Linked DNA regions of Homo sapiens: region 2 is linked to region 1. Evidence: chromatin loops called from intact Hi-C (ENCODE). Cell type or tissue: heart left ventricle. All regions are shown on one strand. Links, peaks and the distances in the headings refer to the core of each region. The heading gives the core; the rest is flanking DNA.

Region 1 (8,346 bases), core at 155-8,154:
ATATTTGTGCCTACAGCTTGTACTTAGACTACTTTTCTTGGATATAATTCTAACATTAAAATTACCAGGTAGTGTATGAATAATTTAAGGACATTTAACTCATAATGCCAAATTGCTTTTCCCAAGTGTTGGGCTAACTTATACTTCCAACAAGCAGTATTAGAACATTGCTTTTCCAATAGTATTGACATTTTAGGGCATTATTTTTAATAGTGACTAATTTCATAGAACTCTCATTCCTTGTATCTACTATGTAATAAAAATACAGCACTCATATATCACCCATATATATGTCTCATTTATAAACCACTCAATTTGTCTCCCCATGTAGATAAATAAATAAGCTTCTCAAAGACACCTATAAGCAAATACCTTCCTAATAGAGGGGGCACAAACAGACTGAGCACTCAACTTGTTTAAATCATGTAAGGGTAAAAAGTGTCTTACCTGTGTGATGTCATCAAACTATCAAGAAATGAGACCATGCTTTGAGAAGTTCCAGGTTCAAATCAGGTAGACAGTTCCAACACTGATTTAGCATGCATAGGAGCGATTAGACAAGAAGGCCAAGAACAGGCTGAGTAAGTAGTACAGATGTCAAGTCTGTACAACCAAAACGTTAGGAATCAAACAGTCCATATAAAACCAAACAGGTAAAAAGATTATGGGGAGAGAGAAACATCAACTAATGAATGAATGAATGAGGCATAAGATTAAGTGATAGGAGGGGCAAAGCTTAAGTAGTTCCTGACCTGTGGCACAGATTCCTGGAGCAAAGTGCTAGTTACTGAGAGTTAATATTTGTATAAAATGCTTGGAACAGTGGCTGGTACATATTAAGTACTACATAAGAGTTTGTTAAATTTCTTCATTCCTACCACCAGCATATACAGAGACCAAATCAATACAAATAGCAAAGTTAGTATAACATGCTAGTTTTGAAATGATTAATATGTAATATGTTTTTGGAAATTATTAGTTGATTTATTCCTTTACTCACAAATATTTATTCAGTGTTTAATATGTGTCAAGCTCCCTCTAGTTGACAGATATATAGCAGTCAATAAAACAGATAAAGCCCCTACTTAGAGAGAGGCATTAAATGAACTAAGAATAAAATACACTATCAGGTTGCAAAAATTTCAAAATAAAATTATATAAGGCATTAGATATAGTATGACTGAGGATGACATTTGAGACAGAATAATCCAAGCAATCCTCTATCATGTGATGCTACTTCATAAGAGACCTGATGGAAGTGAATAAATAAACCATACAAACCTCATACACTTGTGTTCTGGGAAGACAGCCCAGTAAATACAAAGACTCTGAGGCATGCCATGTGTATTCACGGAACATTAAGAGGCCTGGATAACTGGAGTTCGGTGTGTGAAAAAGAAAGACATTGGATGTGAATTAAGAGTGGTAGCTAGAGTCGGCCGGGCGTGGTGGCTCACGCCTGTAATCCCATCACTTTGGGAGGCGGATCACGAGGTCAGGAGATCGAGACCATCCTGGCTAACACAGTGAAACCCCGTCTCCACTAAAAATACAAAAAATTAGCCGGGCATGGTGGTGGGCGCCTGTGGTCCCAGCTGCTCTGGAGGCTGAGGCAGGAGAATGGTGTGAACCCGGGAGGCGGAGCTTGCAGTGAGAAAAAAAAAAAAAAAGAGTGGTAGCTAGAGTCTGGACTCTGCAGGGTCTCACACTTGTAAAAAAGTTTACATGTTATTTTAGGTATGTAGGGAAGTCACTGTAGAATTCTGAGCAGAAAAAATCAGAGATACATTTTTAAAGGTCCATTTTGTAACGATGGGTATGCCATCGCAAGTATGGGTGGTAAACAATAAGTTAAAAGAGGTTGCAATGGAAATTTGGACTAATGTTATGATAGAAATGATTTTTAGAAAACAGTAAGTCAGGATGTAATTGACATACAGCAAAGGTGATTTGCTCATGAATTTAATAGAAGCAAGAGAAAGGGTGAAGTTAGGGGTACATTTGATTTTTGAAATGCGCAGCTTAGTGAATGGTGATGTATTTACCAAGGAAAAGTAGTGAGATATATCATTCAAGAGTTCAGCTGGATTCAAAGACATAATTGTGGAACTGAGAAGCACATTAAGTATATTTACATGCAATGGTTTAGATGAGATTGCTTATAGAGTAAGCATAAATATAAGAGAAAAGAGTTAAGGACTGTGCCCTGGTGTACTCTAACATTTAGAGCTAAGAAAATTAAGAAGAATTGGATGAAGGTTAGTGAAATGGGTGGGGAAGGAAGCAGAAGAGAGTGGTATCCAGCAGCTAAAAGATTCTGATGATTCAAGGAGAGTACAATGGAATACTATTCATCTATAGAAAAGAATGAAATATTGCCATTCATGGCCACATGGATGGAACTGGAGGATATTATGCTCAGTGAAATAAGCCAGGAACAGAGTTAAACGCTGCATGTTTTCACTCATATATGGAAGCTAAACAAAATTGATTTCATAGAAGTAAAAAGTAAAATGGAAACTGGAAAGATTAGGGGGGATAGGGAGATGGGGAGAGAGTTGCTAAAGGATACTAAATTACAGCTAGATAGAAGGAATAAGTTCTAGGGTTTTATAACCCTGCAGGATGACTATAATTAATAATAATATATAGATTCAGGTAGCTAGAAGGAGAATAATGTCCCCAACACAAGGAAATGATAAATGTTTGAGGTGACAGATATGCTAATTTCTCTGATCTGATAACTATATATTAGATGTATTGAAACATCACTAGGTACTCCATGAATATGTGCAATTATTATTTGTCAATTAAAAAATAAAATATTTTTAAAAAGAAGAAGCACACAATTAACTATGTCAAATGCTGCTGATAATTAAGATGAGAACCATGAAATTACTGCTGGGCCCAGTGATGTGGAGGTATTGTATTTTAAAATAAACAAATAATAATTATATATATTTATGGGGTACAATGTAATATTTTGGTGCAGGTCTACATTTTGGAATGATTAAATCAAGCTAATTAACATATCCATCCCCTCACATCATTTTTTTGTGGTGAGATTAAAGTCTATTCTTTTAGAAATTTGAAAATATACAACACATTATTATTAACTATGGTCATTAAGCTATGAATAGAGTACTAAAGTTTATTGCTCTTCTCTGCTAAACTTTGTAACCTTTTGGCCAACTTTTCCCTTTTCCCCATGCCAACCCCCAGGCTTCCAGCCTCTGGTAATCACCACTCTACTCTCTACTTCTGTGAGTTCAACTTTTTAGATTCCACATATAAGTGAGATTATGCAATATTTATCTTTCTGTGCCTGACTTATTTCACTTAGCATCATTACCTCCAGGTGCATCTATAATGTTACAAATGACAGAATTTCCTTTTTAAGTCCCTATAGCATTCCACTCTATGTAGATACATTTTCTTTTCTTTTTCCTTTTCTTTTCTTCCTTTTTCTGTGAGACAGAGTCTGGCTCTGTCGCCCAGGCTGGAGGGCAGTGGCGCAATCTCAGCTCAGTGCAATCTCCACCTCCCAGGTTTAAATGATTCTCATACCTGAGCCAACCAAGTGGTAGCTGGGATTACAGGTGTGTGCCACTATGCCCAGCTAATTTTTGATGGGGTCTTGCTATGTTGGCCAGGCTGGTCTTGAACTTCTACTCTCAAGTGACCCGCCTACATCCATATTTTCTTTATCCATCCATCTATTGATGAGCACTTAGATTGATCCATGTCTTGCCCATTGTGAATAATGCCTTAGTGAACATGGGAGCAACTTTTTCTTTGGCGTAGTAATTTTAATTACTATGGATATACATTCACAAGTGGGATTATTAGATCATACGGTAGTTCTATGTTTAGTTTTTACATGAATCTCCATACTGTTTTCCATAATGACTGCATTAATTTACATTCTCACCATGAATGTACCAGGGTTCCCTTTTCTTCACATCCTCACCAACGTTTGTTCTCTTTCTCCAAAGAAGACATAGAAATGTCCAGATATATGAAAAACACTCAATATCACTACTCATCAGGGAAATTCAAATTAAAAGCACAATAAGATATCCCTCACACCTGTTAAAGTGAACTATCAAAAAGTGGAGGTCTTTTATGACCTACACTTGAGGGATAACAGATGAATGGTGTGTATAATGAACTGACTGAGATTCAAAGAATTTGTGAAAATGGAAATTTAGAGGAACATACATAACTTTCAACTTATTTGTGAAGTGAACTTATATCAAAGGAAATTCGGGGGTCAAGAATAATGGTTTTAAGATGAGAAATATGGCTTATCTAAACGCTGCTGTCAATGTTCTAGTAAGAAGGGGGAAATTGATCATGCAAGAGAGAAAGAGACAACTGCAAGAGTGAAGCCTTGGAAAAAATACATGTGATGGAACCAAGTGGCCTGTGCAGCATAGGTAGTTTATCTAAGGTGACAGAAGAGCAGGCAGCAAAGAGCTATGGATTAAAGTAAGTGGTAGGCATATTGGTAAAAGAATGGAAATTATTTTCCCATTCACTTGTATTTTCACAGTGATTGAAAAACAATATCATTCGCTGAGGATGTGAAAAGCAGAGGTAGGATTACCCAGTGAGGTGGGAGAGAAATGAAAGAGCATTGCATGGTAACACTGAGGACACATCTGAGGGTTTTTGTCTTGAATTTTGTATGACAACAGTAAACATGGTTCTCTGTTTTTCTCATTTAGAGTCTAGAATGCAGTCATATGTAAGTGAAGAACTGAGTGAGTTCAATGAATGAAAAGAGGAAGAAGAGAGTTAAGGATGGATGAAAGAAACCTAAGCTAGGTAAGGAAGACCATGAGGAATGACAATCCAAAGGTGGTAAACCCCACTGCAGGACAAAGTCCAAATAATTATTAGAGCTGGGTAACTAGGAGAACCAGAGATAGGAAATTAAGAGCTTATAAACAGGGAATGGGATGCTTGAAATTGAGATTTTGGAAATGATACAATTATTGGTACTGATAAAATCTAGGTTATGATCTTGAAGTGGGTGGCTGAGGTGAAAAAAGAGGGACTTTTCAGCAGTTTGGAAATTTGGGAACTGGCATATTATTGGATGCACCATCTACAAATATAGTGAAATCATAAGAATGATGACAAGGATGTCAGCAACTTAACATACAAATTATCATCCTCCCCCTCCTTAGGCCTAGGCTCACAAACTGGCTTGCTGTCTCTCTTCACACCTAACCACTTCACCCAATCCCCTCTATATCCACACCTCCACAGCTTCTTCCTGGAGTTGGACACCTGTTGCTGGAATATGCCTCACACTTACAAAACTGGAGGCTTAATATTCACGAAGAAGAAAGTTATCATCAAGGGTCAACTTTAGATGAAGTTCCTGATGGAGCTGCAAGGCCATGCACAAATAAATTACCCATTTTCTTTTGTGCAACTCATGAGACTGTTCTTTTAGGACCAAGGAATTTATTTCCCTACTCAGAAAAGGAAAAGTATAGCAAACCAATTAAATGGACAGGTTTTAATGAAGGCTTCAGGCAGAAAGATAACAATCCAAAGTTAAAAATTTCAAATCCATAGACATCAACTAAACAATCAAGCACATCATCTGATATTGAAGTTGAAGTGAAAGGAACTAATGATTAAAAGGAAGATATTGACCATGAAGAAAAAGGCAGCAAAAAGGATATGACTAAAGTAATTGACAGAACCACTCTGAGAGCTTCCAGAATAGAAAGACAGAAAACAAGTAGAAAATGAGGATGCAGGAGTTGTGAAAACATCTCTTAATCTAAAAATGAATCAAAAACAGGCAAAACTGCAACTACATAAGTCAAGGCTCCAAAATCAAAGGCAAACCTGAAATAGTGAATGGTCTGTCCTTCAGAGAGCAGCATGGCAAGTGAGGAAGATAAAAATAAGAAAAAAAAGGTCAAGAGAAAAGCACCTTAAGGGATAAAGAGGGCAGAAGGAAGAAGAAAAGCCAAGAAAAAGCTCAAATAAAGGAAGAAAGAAGTTGAATAATAAGTGACAAAATTACCTCAGCAAGAATTATCTCAACATCTGATTCTGAAGGAGAAAGAGACGATCAAGAAGGTGAAAAAATTAGAAAAAGAGAAAAGATGAAAAAATATTCGGGCTATTCACAGATGTAATATTCTGATAGGCCAACATAAGAAAGAAGCAGCATCTATAAAACATATGCAATAGGAACAAATGGAAACTGTGCAGCAAAATAAAGACAAAGGAAGAAGCCAGAAGAACAAGAAGTATCAATGGAGTCTCAGCTTCCAAGGATACATGACTACATGAAAAACTCACTCAAGATTGGCAGTCTTGATGGGAACAGATATATCGAAGCAACAATACAGGCAACAAGTTCAAAATCACAGAGAGATTATGAGAACACAAAAGAAATATAACAAGTCAAAGTTAGTCAGGTACTTATGAAAAAGTCTACAATATTTGAGACAGACATACCTGGGAGATATTAACAGTTCCAGTACCTGGGAGGTATTAACAGTTGCAGGGCAGGGCACAGTGGCTCATGCCTGTAATCCCAGCACTTTGTGAGACCGAAGCAGGTGGATCACCTGAGGCCAGGAGTTTGAGGCCAGCATGGCCAACATGGTGAAACCCTGTCTCTACTAAAAATACAAAAATTAGCCAGGTGTGGTGGCACACGTGTGTAGTCCCAGCTACTCGGGAGGCTGAGACAGGAGAATCGCTCGAACCCAGGAAGCGGAGGTTGCAGTGAGCCAAGATTGTGCCACTGCACATCAGCCTGAGTGACAGAGCAAGACTCCATCTCAAAAAAAAAGTTCCAGTTCCAGACCACTGCAATAAATCCAATATCGAAATAAGCGAATCACGTGAAAGTTTTGGTTGACCAGTGCATGTAAAAGTTATGTCTAAAATATGTATACAAATTTTTATGTCTAAAATATGTATACACTTTTATGAAAAAATACCTTATTGCTAAAAAATGCTAACGATTATCTGAGTCTTCAAGTCACAATCCTTTGGTTAGTGGAGTGTCATGCCTCCATGTTGATGGCTGCTGAGTAATCAGGGTGGTGGTTCTGAAGGTTGGGGTGGCTGTGGCAATTTCTTAAAAAAAGACAGTGAAGTTTACACACTGATTCTTCCTTTCATGAAATAGTGCTTTGTAACATAGCATGCTGTTTGGCAGCATTTTACCCAAAGTAGAACTTCTTTCAAAATTGGAGTTAATTTTCTCACATCCTGCCACTGCTTTATTAACTAAGTCTATGTAATATTGTAAATCCTTTGTTATCATTTTAGCAATGTTCACAGTATCTTCACTAGGGGTAGATTCTGTCTTAAGAAATTATATTATTTGCTTATCTGTAATAAACAGCTCTTCATCCATTCAAGTTTTATCATGAGATTGCAGCAATTCACTCACATGTTCAGGCTCCATTTCTAATTCTTGCGCTGTTTTTATTTCCATTACATCCACAGTTACTTCCTCCACTGAAGTCTTTAACTCCTCACAGTCATCTATGAGGGTCGGAATAAACTTCTTTCAAATTCCTGCTAATGTTGATATTTTGACCTGCTCCTATGAGTCACAAATGTTCTTAATGGCATCTAGAATGGTGAATATTTTCCAGAAGGTTTTCAATTTACTTCACCCAGGTCCATCAGAGGAATCACACTCTATAGCCACTATAGGCTTACAAAACGTATTTCTTACATAACAAGACTTGAACAAAGTCAAAACTGCTCCTTGATCTATGGGCTGGAGATGGATGTTATCAGGCATGAAAACAGTATTAATCTCCTTGTGCACCTCCCCCAGAGCTCTCAGGTAACCAGGTGCATTGTCAATGAGCAGTAACATTTTGAGAGAAATGTTTTTGTCCGGGTAATGTCTCAACAGTGGGATTAAAATAGTTAGGAAATCATGCTGTAAACAGATGTGCTGTCACCTAGGCTTTGTTGTTCCATTTACAGAGCACAGGCAGAGTAGATTTTACTTAATTCTTAAAAGCCTAGGATTTTCAGAATGGTCAATGAGCATCAGCTTCAACTTAAAGTCACCAGTTCATTAGCCCCTAACAAAAGAGTCAGCCTGTCCTTTGAAGCTTTGAAGCCAGGCATTGACTTTTCCTCTCTGGCTATGAAAGTCCTCGATGGCATTTTCTTCTAATATAAGGCTGTTTTGTCTACATTGAAAATCTGTTGTTTGGTGCAGCTGCCATCAATGATGTTAGGTAGATCTTCTGGATAATTTGCTGCAGCTTCTACATCAGCATTTGCTGCTTCTCCTTGTATTTTATGTTCTGGAGATGGCTTCTTTTCCTAAAC
Region 2 (8,346 bases), core at 151-8,150, 90 kb after region 1:
TACAGTCACATTAGGTGTTAGGGCTTTAACATACAAATTTTAGGGAGACACAAACATTTAGTCCATAACACAGGCCCCATGCAAATTGGAAGATACAATCAGAAAATCTCCAGAATGGGTATTAAAAGCATCTCAGCCTTAGCTGGCTAACACTCTTGACTTTGAAGAAGTGTAACAGTAAATGTCAATATCATTGCTATGGTTCTGCTCCAAATTTCACGCTGCCTTCTTATCTTCAAATTCAAAATGAGAGAAAAGGTCAAAAATATTTCAAGATATAGTATACTGAAAAGATACATTTTTAAAATATTCAATGGAATTCCTTCATTTTTTTCTTTCTCCGCTTTCCTAAACATATTTAATTTCTTAGCTCCCAGAAAATCATTGTTTTTAGGTATTTCTTAGAGTTTTCTGACACTCTTCATGCTCAATTTGTGTTCTAATACATATAATTATTTTTCATACAAATGATTAAAAATTTGCTCAAAAGACTAAATTTAAAAAGCAAATATATAATTTTTATCCATTTGTTAACTTATTTTCAAAGTAATGTGTCATTTGAATTCAACTAGTTTTGTTTTCTTTTATTTTGTTTTTTAATGTGCTTGCTTGATTGGTTAACCACTGCATCTGTGCAGACATGAAAGACAGAAGAAATTGAAGAGGGCAGAATAAAAACCATTTTACATGTCCTAGAATTTTTCCAGAAACTCTAAGAGATTTGAGTAGGAGAGAGGCAGTGTGTATTTGTATTGCTTGGAAGCAGCTGCAGTAGCAAACTGAAACAAAGCAAGTCATTCTCTGTCTCTTCTCAGTATGTGAAAGCAAATAAATTTTTTTAAAAAAAAGATATAGCTTGTGGAAAAGAGTCTATTCTGTTCTCCTCATTATTTTAGCAAGAGGTATCATTTTCTCTGTGGTGACTGTGGGAGTGTGACCGTGAAGTTATCTACCACGTCTCATTACATTTTAGCTTAATAGGAATATGGATAATTTCAGCCTTGCTACCAGGTGATTGTAAATGTGCTGATTATCTGTGTCTCCTCTGAATTGGTAAGAGTACAGTCCGCTCCATCACTTGTTTTGTTTGTCAGGAGGAAGAAATTTTTTTGTGGACCCTGTTTAAGCTAAGTTCTAATAGAATTAGAATGCCAGATCTTATTAAAAAAAAAAAACTGGTCGTATCAGAGATTAATGTATCCTCCATACTAATAAATTTACAAAACTTTAATAACAGCCAACGTAAAGTACATTAGAATTTTTCTCAACACCCAAATTATGAAAGTATACATGTGATTGATAGTAAACATGTTTTTATTTTTTATGTTTCCTGCCTAGTAATTTATCTACAAAACAAACATTTATAATATTACTTCTTAGGCTTTTTGAATGCTAATGACATTTTAGAATTCACATCTCCTCTTACAATTCAAAACAGGGGCACATTTAGTGCTATAATGTATTTAAAGTGCTCCTTTTAGAATTGTCCTATGTGGTAAAGATGATAATGTTCCCTGCTGATCATCATTTGTTTTAAGCTAAGAGAATAAATCCAAATTTTTAACTAGATCTATCCTTTTCTAAACTTTCAAGTGAATTTCAGACTCAAAGATAACAGTCCTGCAATCTGCCATGATCACTGCCACTGCTCCAGCCCATAGCACAGTGCCTGGCATACAATATAAATATGTATTGAACAAATAAATAAATGAATGAATCACCCTCATAACCTTTCTCCTCTGCATTTGTTTCACATTGGCCAACACTAACATAAAACACCAGATAAATTTTAAGTGAAGTAAAACAATCTAGTGGTTCCCAAATGCTAGCAAATAAAATAGACTAAGGTAGGTCAAGATAAACCTGAAAGAAGACAAATCCTAGAGAAATTCAGTGACACAGACAAAAACATGTATGCAAACTTTAAAAAGAATATATATGAATAAATCATTGTGCTTTTAAATAAAAATGCACTTCCACAAGCAAATAGTCACACAATGATGAAGTGGTATTTCTAAAGTTTTATGCAAAGCGTTTTTCTTGCTCTCTACCTGTTCATTTACCCAAAGGCATTTTTCTCTTATTGAAAATTCACTTACAGCACAGAGTTCATTCAGGAAAAGAATCACAGCTCTTCTTATGTGATACAGAAACTGTGAACTATCTTGTGTCACTTTTGTTTTAATCTATGTGGACATATATAGTTGTCTAGGAAGAGAGATGGAGGCCAATGATAATAAAAATGATGCCACATGGATGTATGCTTCAGCTTTCCCTACAAACAACAAGCCATTCCAATCCTGGCTCTGGATTCATTTATTTATTGTCAACACTCATTTTTGGTTTATTGTTTTGTTCATCAGTTCCTTCGTCACCCAGTCGCTTGTTTTGTGCCTCCAAGTCTCAGTCAATTCATACGAATGACTTGAATGCCCCCAAATCAAACGAGTTTTGAACCTGATTACCTCCTCCACTCTTGGCTGCAGAGGTTGAAATATTATAGTCCTTCAAGGCATAAACCATGTACTTCAAATAGGAAGCAGTTATGTGCCTTAGTAGCTGACCAAGTGAAAAGTGTCTGTGAGCCCAAATTTATTCCAATATTTGTTTTTAGGTAGTATTTTGCAAGATTTCTAAAATGCAGAATTCTAAGTTTTCTAATAGCAAAGTAATTTAGGTTGGCTTACTTTATATCGATCTGTTCTTTTTTTATTTTTTTATTGTTTCTATTAAGGAGACCAGAAAGAAAATGCAGCATTTCAAAATGCCTGTTCTTCCCCAGTGATGGGAAAGGAGGGCTGCGAGGGGGGGGAAGGACCCAGCATGCTGCAAGCACACAGGCATGGCGCAGGAGCGTCAAAACAAGGCAGCAGTGGCTACTCAGTACCTCTGCCCATTCACAGTGGGATGCAGCTTTTTGATTTAGACACATTAAGGCTGCTAGTCTTCTCTGAGGGTGTGGAAATGAAATATATGTTTCTGGGTTCCTGGTTCTGGTAAGAATCAGACAGCCCAGGCTTAATGAAGGGTCTACCTACAGCCAGACACTCTCAGAGAGCCAGACCTCTGGCCAGCAAAGGCAAACTCCAGGGTCCCAATGCCAGTGGCTACAGCAGTACTCTCATTAGCTGCAGAAAGATGGTGCCTTCATTGTCACTGATACTGAGAATAGTGAGGAGGGTGACAGGCAGGCAGAGGCTACTGTTGGAATAAATATAAAGCAATGAGATCGTCTCAAAGAAACCACAGGAACAAATGATGTTTTGTTTCGATAGCATGGGGAAGAAGCTACGGACAATTCTGACAGAATGTCATTTATTGCAAGTGTGACACATTTGTTTGAGTGTGAGGGAAAGAAAGTCAACTGTTAATTTTCTGCTAATGAAGAGATGGATCTAGAAATGCTTCTAGGAGTCTCCAGAAACCTGTTTCTCCTACTCCTAAAACTAAGGAAGCTGACATTGATTTTCATTATTGAGACTGTGTGCCAGGACAATAACACAATGTGTATGCCACCTCTCACCTCCATTAATTCTCACATTTGTATGCAAAAGATGCAAAGATGCAAAATGTTTTATAAATCATGAGACCCAGAAAAAACAATCTCGTTATGGGGGAACTAAAATCAAAATATACAAGAGTTGTTTCAACTACTTTCTTGACAGTATCTAGTTCTTCAGATGGTCAAGAAAGAAAGCTCTCAGAGGCCAGAAAACAATCCATGATACCACAGTGCTCAGATGCATGATTTCAGTTTACTCATAGCATATAAACGACAAATGCTTCTTTATAATTCAGTCAGAGTTCAACTAAAGAAGCAGACTCAAGAAGTAGTATATATTAAAGGACCTACTACAAGTAATTTGCTTTACACGATTGATTTTTGTGTCCAAAATCAGTCAGGTGTGTGCTCAGGAAGGAAAGATCAAAAGCAGGCCGGAACCCTGTAAGACCCAGCTGAGGCTTTAAGGCCAAAGGTGATCAGAAAAGAAGGAAACAGCAGGCTGAAGCCCAAGGACCATGAGATCAGGAAAGGCCTGAAGCTGCCTGAGAAGGCTCACTTGCTTGGATGATCTCCCTTTAGATTAATTTAGGGACTTCACTGAAATCTGCAAAATCTCTTCACAGCAGCAACTAGACTCCTGTTTTACTGGGTAGTTTGTAACTGTAGCTCAGCCTAGCTAAATTGCCCATTACAAAGTTATCATGGCAGCGATTGTCCTTCCTGCTTTGAAAATACATTAACACATTCTTGAGAGTACACCTGATTGTACATTCTAAAACAATTTTTTAAAAACTTCTACAATAAAAGGCAGTTAAAACACTTCCCACCATTTCCTGTCTGGGGGTTACATGGGGGCTGGTGCGCTGAGCAGTTGGAACAGACTCCAGGAACGCTCCTACATTCAGATGGAGGGTGAGAACAGATAAGCTTTGACACTTTCAAGTAGACGTTCTGTGCTAGCCTGCTCTCTAATGACTTAGCACGTCATCAGAAATGGCTATAGGAAAAAGTGCCAAGTTTTAGTCTAAAGATTCTTGTCGACCGGGCGCGGTGGCTCACGCCTGTAATCCCAGCACTTTGGGAGGATGAGGCGGGCGGATCACAAGGTCAAAGAATAGAGACCATCCTGGCCAACATGGTAAAACCCCGTCTCTACTAAGAATACAAAAATTAGCCGGGGATGGTGGCGGGCGCATGTAGTCCCAGCTACTCGGGTTCAAAGAGAATCGCTTGAACCCGGGAGGTGGAGGCTGCAGTGAGCCGAGATCGCGGCACTGCACTCCAGCCTGGGGACAGAGCAAGACTCCGTCTCCAAAAAAAAAAAAAAAAAAAAAAAAAAAAAAAAGATTATTGTCTGCCAACAAGAAACTCAGAACACAAGTGAACACAGTTCTCTGGCTGACACGCCTTCCCTTCAGCGCAGGATGAGTGGTCACTGAAGGGAAGCTGCAGGGAGACTGGGGCCACGATGGAATTCCATCACTCACAGACCATGCTCATCATGTGATAACATAAGCAGGACTTTTATACAAGAGTTGGGCACCCCTCTCACCACTGATTTTTTTTTGTCTCTTTTTTTGTGTGTGTTACAAGAGGAGAGAATTTTTCTTCTTTTATTTTCTTTTCCTTTCTTTTAACAGTTTTACAAACTGAAGTCAAGAGTACTTTCAATCAGGTCTCCCACAGGGAAAGAAAAAAAGCCAATGGAATTACCAGAGCCCTTTCTTCTCTTTTCTCTTCCAGGTAGGAGGGAGGGATCCCAAGGCTATGGGCTGGGAAAATGAGTAAGTAAAAAATAAACTAAATGCAAGGAAGTGGGAGGGTACTGCAAGGGCGAAGAAAGAAATTAACCATACCTTTTTCTTTTACTTTTTCTTTTTTAACCTTATGGTTTAAATATAAATTGAAGGTCTTGAATAAATTTGGAAAGGAAAAGAAACACCATTCTCTCAAAGTACATTAAAGGTATAATTATTAAAAAAGGAAATGGAACTAAAACATGTCAGATTTTTAACCTTTTCTTTACATTTTATCTAGACATCTTTTTACTAGAAATATTGTAGAAAGTTAATACTTGCCCCAGCAAATGCCAAGCAGTGGCACCTGTCCATTTTCCATAGAATCCTACTTTGTGAAGCACCAAAATGCCCGGCTCTGAGTTTCTGCATACACTGCCCAGAAACCACTGTTCAGATTTTAAGCCATAGTTTGCTTTCTTCCATTTTTTAACACTTTGGGGTTCTTATACAACATTTTATGAGCCATGGAGTATGCTTCAGGTAGATCATCCAGAAAAGTACGTGGGGACACTGTTGTGGGGGTGTTAGACAATTTATGAGACATTTATTGCTTGGTCAGCATGAATTTCTGGCATTCAGTTTTGAGCATTAGTTGCTGATAGATTAGTCTTGCCCTTTTAATCAGGGTTAGCCTAATCAATTGTCATTTTAAATGTGACTTTGAATAGTTCAAATGGGTACACTACCAAAAAGTATAATTTGATTCCAATGGTCTCTGTATCGTGTGGAGTGATGTCAGGAACAAGCTCAACAAGAAGTCAAAAAATAAATGTCATCATCTGAAAATGGAAGTTTTTCACCCCACATTTACAGGTTTCTTCAAGTTCCTTCATTAGTCTCTTGCAGATCCCTATCTTAGAGCTAGGTCCCTATCCTATTTACTATGCCTTTGCTATTCATGTTTAGTCTGCATTTTAAACAAGCATAATACAACTATAGTTTATTTGTTTTGGCGAGTCCCAGGGTATCATGCTTAAACATCACTTGTAAGACATGAGAATAGTAATAGAACTGTGTTTTCAATCTATGGTTTGTACATATTCGACCACACAGAATTCAATGTTACCTTACAGACTTCCTTGGTTAAATGAATAATAGAATGCAAAAATAATACAGAAAAAATATTATATTTATACTTTAGATTTCAAAAAATTCAGGTTCTTAATTTTGGAGTACAACTAGGACTAGGATGCATTGATTTGGCTTACTGTGAACAAAGAATTGTGTATCCTCAATCAATACTGTTGATGTTGTTAAACACCCATGTTTGTTTATTGGCTCTTCACTGTAACCTTTGGTGACAATGATAAGATCTTGATCACAGAAATGTAGACATCTTTAAGCAGCTACATTCTATGTACTTAAAACTAGTGGATTTTTCCCATCTGGGAAGATGTAGTCAAAATATTTGTCTCAATTTTTCTTGCTAAGTACAATTAAAAACCCTGAACACTGTACATAGTACAACCACAAGAAGATTCTGAACGGTGGGGAAAAAAAAAGACTGACTGACAAGGGACAGTCAGCCTAGCAAGCCAGAAAACTTTTAAACAATGATTGCTCTACTACAGCCAAATAACACAGAAAACATTATGGCCAGCTGAACCTCAGTGGGTAGTCTAGGCTTTCATCATAGCCGGGTTGTAACAAAGAGTCCCAACTCCCCTTTCCCATCCCTGCTACCATCAAGGTGTTATCAGATAAGGCCAAGTGAAAAGCTGATATTTTCATCCCTGCTGGGAGGGTAATGAGACGCCCTTTCAACCTCAGTGTTAGTGGAGACCATGTGAAGAGCCCAGATTTCAACCCAGCAGTACAAAGATGCCCCTCCCTTTTCCTTCTACGGTGGTACCACGGGAGGCATAGTGAAGAGTCAGGACCTCCACTACTATCTAGTGGATAGTTCCCATGGTGGACAGAGGGTGTAGCAAAAAGACACTACGCATCACAGCCAGGGAGGTAACAGTGGAGGCCTAGCGGAAAGCCAGAACTCCTGTGTTCAAGCAGTTGTCAGTGAGTGTTTGAACCCACCTCAACTGTCAATTGTGGCCAAATGGGGGGCCTACACTTCTGCCCACATCTGGTAATAAAAAGGCAGCACACCAGTCTTCCCCAACCAGAATGGCATCAGAGAATACATGCTCAAAAAGATTTAAGTAAAATCCAGAGACTCAAAACATAATCTACAAAATGTCCACATTTAAATTGCAAGTTACTTGTCATACCAAGAACCAAGAAGAACTCAAACTGAATGAAAAAACATAATTGAAAGATGCCAACCCTGAGATGTCAGAGTGTAAAAGTATCTGACAAAAATTTTAAAGCGGCCATTACTAAAATAATTTAACAATTACTATTGTGCTTGAAACCATAAAGAAAAAAATAGAAAAATCAAAAAAGAACCAAATGAAATTTATAAAACTGGAAAATATATAGCTGAAAGGAAAAATAGAAAATGAAAAAGCTTTCGTTATTGGCTCAACAACAGAAAAGATGAGACAGAAGAAAACATCATTGAACCTGATAAATGAAACAATATAAATTTCCTAACCTAAACAACAGAGAATAAATGGAAATTAAGAGAGAGAGAGACAGAGAGTGCAACCATGGCCTCGGGGATCTATGGGACTATACAAATGATACAACATTGATGTTATGAGTCCTGAAGGAAAGGAGAAAGACAGTGGGGTTAAAAATGCTTACACCTGTAATCCCAGCACTTTGGGAGGCCGAGACAGTCAGATCACCTGAGGTAGGGAGTTTGGGACCAGCCTGGCCAAAATGCTGAAGCCCTGTCTCTACTAAACATACAAAAATTATCTGGCTGTGGTGGTGCATGCCTGTAATCCCAGATAACTGGGAGGCTGAGACACAAGAATTACTTGAACCTGGGAGGTGAAGTTTGCAGTAAGCCAAGATCATGCCACTGCACTCCGGCCTGGGCAATAGAGTGAGACTCTCTATCAAAAAAAAAAAAAAAAAGTAATCTAAATTAATGGTAGGAAATTTCCCAAAGTCTGCAAAAGACATGAACCTACTGAT

The links. A loop is a pair of places that touch in the nucleus more often than their neighbours do. Peaks named below come from ENCODE experiments on the same cell type or tissue, not always from the same donor. Only the 100,000 strongest peaks of a DNase experiment are listed, where the experiment ranks them.
Region 2: it touches region 1 in a loop (2.0-fold over the local background); 2 of 110 quality-filtered maps call a loop at or near these places.

Annotation. Positions count from the first base shown.
Region 1 is chr4:175,281,295-175,289,640 of GRCh38, forward strand. It overlaps the pseudogene LOC100129957. Among named protein-coding and RNA genes, the nearest start is that of ADAM29, 370 kb to the left of the region's middle. In heart left ventricle, for the core only: no CTCF peak of the experiment used is centred there; no DNase peak of the experiment used is centred there.
Region 2 is chr4:175,371,544-175,379,889 of GRCh38, forward strand. No RefSeq gene overlaps it. Among named protein-coding and RNA genes, the nearest start is that of GPM6A-DT, 410 kb to the right of the region's middle. In heart left ventricle, for the core only: no CTCF peak of the experiment used is centred there; no DNase peak of the experiment used is centred there; H3K27ac peaks cover 338 bases.